Regions from separate parts of the Homo sapiens genome. Here region 2 is linked to region 1. A link is a loop called in an ENCODE intact Hi-C map of the cell type or tissue named here. Cell type or tissue: CD14-positive monocyte. All regions are shown on one strand. Region 1 has its middle 2.6 kb from the start of MELTF-AS1. Region 2 overlaps DLG1 (discs large MAGUK scaffold protein 1).

The links. Hi-C counts contacts between places; a loop is a spot of excess contacts. Peaks named below come from ENCODE experiments on the same cell type or tissue, not always from the same donor. Only the 100,000 strongest peaks of a DNase experiment are listed, where the experiment ranks them.
Region 2: a loop joins it to region 1, with 2.3 times the contacts of the local background. A loop is called at or near these places in 10 of 110 quality-filtered maps.

What each region holds. Positions count from the first base shown.
Region 1 is chr3:196,999,027-197,001,526 of GRCh38, forward strand. It overlaps the pseudogene RPSAP30. Among named protein-coding and RNA genes, the nearest start is that of MELTF-AS1, 2.6 kb to the right of the region's middle. In CD14-positive monocyte, no CTCF peak of the experiment used is centred here; a DNase peak (open chromatin) is centred at 1,385.
Region 2 is chr3:197,043,746-197,046,245 of GRCh38, forward strand. It overlaps DLG1 (discs large MAGUK scaffold protein 1), which reads right to left. Exons shown (of 25, transcript NM_001366207.1): 25 at 1-984. The coding sequence ends at 878. Among named protein-coding and RNA genes, the nearest start is that of MELTF, 15 kb to the left of the region's middle. In CD14-positive monocyte, no CTCF peak of the experiment used is centred here; no DNase peak of the experiment used is centred here.

The sequences.
Region 1 (2,500 bases):
GCTGGGGGTGACGGCTTGTGCCGTGTGGGCCACAAGGCCCTGTCTATCCTGTCACTGTCCCTCCTGCACAGCAGTGTTCTTCTACCACACCACCTCGGTGGCCTCTCCAAATGAGACCAAGGGGGGCAGGGCTAGTAGGCCGTGTACTTACTTCTTTGTACCTTCCAGAGCGCTGAGCACAGGGCTGTGCACACAGCAGGCTGGCCGACCCCAAGCACTTGTGGGGCCTAGGACAAGAGTACCAACAGAGGCCCGCCTACCATGTGGCTCCACATTAAATGTTACAAATCAAGCTAACAAGCTATTAAAGAGAATGTGTCCTGTCCTCCTACTTTGACAAACAAACCTTTATAAAGACTCAGCAGCCTAGAATAGGAGCTGCGGACAGAACAGGCTTCCCCGCCATAGCCCACCCGCTCTCTTCCCATCCAGGCTGCAACCCACGCTTCGAGGGCCTTGCGCATTGCAGAGGACACGGCAGCCTGCTCATCACGCTCAACTACACCTCCTGCGAGAGCTTTGGCCACCTTGGGAGGCAGGATCTAGGTAAGGGGCCCTCCAGACCCTGGAAGCTGGCTCAGGGCTGTTTGAGGTATAAAGTCCAGGATCCCAGGTATCTGGAACATGGTGTGAAAAATGGGCTCTGGGGCCAGGTGCGGTGGCTCATGCCTGTAATCCCTTTGGGAGGCCTTTGGGAGGCCGAGGTGGGCGGATCACGAGGTCAGGAGTTCGAGACCATCCTGGCCAACATGGTGAAACCCCATCTCTATGAAAAATACAAAGAGTAGCCATGTGTGGTGGTGGGCGCTTGTATTTCCAGCTACTTGAGAGGCTGAGGCAGGAGAATCACTTGAACCCGGAAGGCGGAGGTTGCAGTGAGCTAAGATTGTGCCACTGAACTCCAGCTTGGGCAACAGAGCAAGACTCCGTTTCAAAAAAAGAAAAGATGACCCCTGAGTGAACGCATCCCTTTTCCCTGTGATTGCTCCCTCTGTGGGTGGGGTGTGGGGTGTGGTCTGGGGGAGGCCTCTGAAGGCTTGCTTCTCAAAGTGTGGTCCCTGGACCACCAGCACAGGCACCACCTGGGAGCTGGTCTGAACTGCAGACTCTCAGTCTCATGCTGGCCCTTCTGAACCAGAGTCTACATTTTAACAAGATCCCCAGGCAGTTAATGTGCACATCAAGGTCTGAAAAGCACTGCTTGAAAGCACAAAACCGAGGACTAGAATCCCTCTTGCCTAGGTCTAGGGGTGGTACTGACAAGTAGGTATCAGTAAGTATTTGCTCAACAAATGGCCAATAGCCCTACAACAGGCCTGGTAGCCATGGGGGTGCTGGGGCATGGCTGCCTGACTCACAAGGATTTCATTTCCTTTTTCTGGGGCCTCGGTGGCCATGTGTCCGCTATACACCCTGCTTCTGGCCTGTGCTGACTGGTCCAGTGGTAGATGCCTGACGCACACTGGGCCAATCAGATGATCTCTCCCAGGAATTCCAAATTGAAGACAAGAAAACAGGCTCTGGAGTAATAGCAGTAGTGACAGTGAACATCCTTCCTGCACCCACCGTGTGCCAAGCACTGTGCTGAGTGTTTTGTGTCTTAGACTCTATGCCATGTGCCAAGCACTGTGCTGAGTGTTTTGTGTCTTAGACTCTATGCCGTGTGCCAAGCACTGTGCTGAGTGTTTTGTGTCTTAGACTCTATGCCGTGTGCCAAGCACTGTGCTGAGTGTTTTGTGTCTTAGACTCTATGCCGTGTGCCAAGCACTGTGCTGAGTGTTTTGTGTCTTAGACTCTATGCCGTGTGCCAAGCACTGTGCAGTGTTTTGTGTCTTAGTCTCTATGCCGTGTGCCAAGCACTGTGCTGAGTGTTTTGCATCTTAGACTGGATCTTCACAACCACCTCACCAAGCTGGTGATCGTACTGTGTGTTTTTCAGATGAGGGGCTAGGGTGCCCAAAGGTTAACTTTCCTTTCCAGAAGTTCAGGGTAGGGAAGTGGTAGCATGAGGCGAGCTGGAGTGACTGTGCAGCTGAGACTCGTCCATGTGATGCAGAGACAAAGTCGGTCAACTCTGGCCATCCAGGTCCCCAGGAATTGACTGGCTTTGTGATAACTGAGCCGACTTCATGGAAAATGGCCTGTGTGCAGTGGTGGGCAAGACCTGGCTCTGGGAGATGGCCACAGCGGCGAGGGGTGGTGGTGTGGGGGCCAAGTGAAGCCATGAGAGAGGGAAGCAGAGAAAACCTCCCCTTCCAGAGGGAGAGCAGAGCACTGATGAAGACCAGCCGGGCCCACCCCCACCTCAGTAGATACCACAGAGCACCCACTGTAGGGTCTCTGGGAGATCCGCTCCCCACGCCCCCCTCCAGTGAGTTAGCAGCGAGCTTGCCAGAGAAAAGATGTGGGCCGCTTATTTTGGAGGTGTGGGGCAGGGGGCAGCAGAGAAGTTTGCACCCTTCTCTGCACCCATCCACAGAAGGGCAGACACCCCAGAGCC
Region 2 (2,500 bases), 45 kb after region 1:
GTTTTAGGCTATGAATTGGACTCCTTTCCATTGCCATGATGGTTACTACGTCACCACTGTAACGTCTGATTTATCTGTATTTATATCTAGGAAATTTTCTCAATCTTCTGTGTAAAAGGCGAACTTCCTTAGCACCTGAACATGGCCTCAATTCACGAAATGTGATGATCATTTACATATGAACAACTTTTGTAAGACACGATAGTGTTGCTCAAGTAGATTAAAAACATTGAAACGTTGTTATTCCTAGCAAATGTCCTGGGAAAAAAGAACCGTCAAATACTAAAAGGCTTTAAGAATGTTGAGGAAAAAATGAAATCCCTTATGAAAGTCAACTCAGACATGAATTTTTAAATTAAAAAATGTCCTTATTTATCTATAATGAAACAATTGCTTTGATGATAGAAGTTGATTGAGAAAAGGACTTGAGAGTAATACACTGGCCAAACCATGCTATTAAACTGAAGCGTGCACAGTTGCTCAAAGTCTACTAAATCACTGATTAAAACCACTTTTTCATTTGTACTGAAATTTGAAAAGAATGTATATAAAGCTTTTCCAAAAATCTCTTAAAGTTACTTTCCCTTAAACATTAAGGAATTTTACCACAATTTCTGCGTCTCCCCACGTTCTTAATAGCTGGTCAGGCCATTCCATCTTCAGTTCTGAAAAATGGCCACTAACCAATAGTGACATTAAATAATACACACGATGTAACTTGAAGGAGACACTACATGTGAAAAAGAAGCTGCAGACCATGATGTGTGGGATACAATTCAACATGAAATCAGTACTCAAGAAAGACTCCAGAGGAAAGGGCAAAGAGATGCCAAAGAAAATGGAATTGTGGAAAAGAGAAACAGAGAAACATGAGTTTTCATAGCTTTTCTTTTGCCGGAACCCAGATGTAAGAACCAGATTGTTCTTCTATGATCTGTTTCACTTGGTTGTAAATGTCTTCCAGCGTATCCCCCTGTACAATAGCTGTAATGATAGAAACAAAATCAGAAATCTCCATTAATTGTCTATTTTTGCCATTACAATTATTGATGAAATAGTAGAAGCTAGTATCTTTGAAAAAGTTACTCATCCAGGAAGAATCACCATTTACACACTGTTCACTTAGGAAAAAAGGCTCACTTCATTAATTTTCCTATTTATATAGTATAAAATTTTTATCTTAAAAATGGATCAAAAAGTAAGACTTGGAGATCTTTTCTTTTGTTCTTTTACCATCTGAGCATATATTAGCTTTATTATTTTAAAACAAATTATTTTCTTAACTTTCCTGATTTCTCCATAAACATATGTAGAAAAAAGGAAACTGGGTACAATCCCATAGACAGGATGATGTAAGGATAATTTTTTTTTTTTTTGGGGTAGGATCTTGGGGGAAAAGAGCTGATTACAGATTGATACTACTTTTTTCAGTTAAGCTAGCATGTCAGGTACTGTAGTGTAGGTGAATTGAGAGATACCTAAGCTAGCTTGTTAGTGGTTAGAGACTTAACAATCAATGTTTATTTGCTGTCTGAAATAATGTGTGAAAAAAAGAGTAACAATTACTAACAACTAATTCTTTGGGAATAGCTGAAGCCCCTGAGGTCTGTGAGGGATTAGTTAATAAAGCAAACAAACAAACAAAAACAAAGTATCGCTAGACAGCACTAAGCATGAGTAACTAACTTTTTAAGAAAGAAAGAAAATGTTTATGGTTGGGCATGGTGGCTCATGCCTGCAATCCTAGCACTTTGGGAGGCTGAAGTGGGAGGGTTGCTTGAGGCTAGGAGTTTGAGATCAGCCTGGGGAACATAGTGAGACCCTGTGTATTTAAAAAAAAAAAAAAATAGCTGGGCATGGTGGTGTGTGTCTGTAATCCTGGCTACTTGGGAGGCTGAGACAGGAGGATGATCTCTTGAGCCCAGGAGTTCACAACTGCAGTGAGCTATGATCGTACCATTGGATTGTACCATTTGCCTGGGTGACAGAGTGGAACCTTGTGTCTCGTAAAAAAGTTTACATATAAATGAAATAATTGAGAATTGCAAATTAAATAAGTCACTTACTAAACTACAAAAAAATGCCCAGTGATCTTGGAAGAGCATCATAGGTGTAGATTTCCATGGTCTGAAAAACTGAGCATAAAATGTCAAAGGGGGATTTTAAATAATACTGTCTATTTGGTACCTGAGATGATGTGCATAGAAGAAAGACGTTGTATGTAGGTAGGAAGCACTTATACATAGCTAGGAACGCCTGAATAACCAAGAATTTTCAGTAACATGATATTCGCTAGTATCAGTTTTGTGAGACTTCTACCTTTTGAGCTAAATGCAGACATGCCTCAATGTCCCTGAAGACTCAGTTCATTTGACAAAATACTTGGTTCGTGGGTTTGGCATCTTGATGCACCCCAACAGCACAGGACAGAATCCCAGAGCATTTCATAGTTTAGGTTGACAACAGCACGCAAGGATTTATTTTAGAGCATTTCATAGTT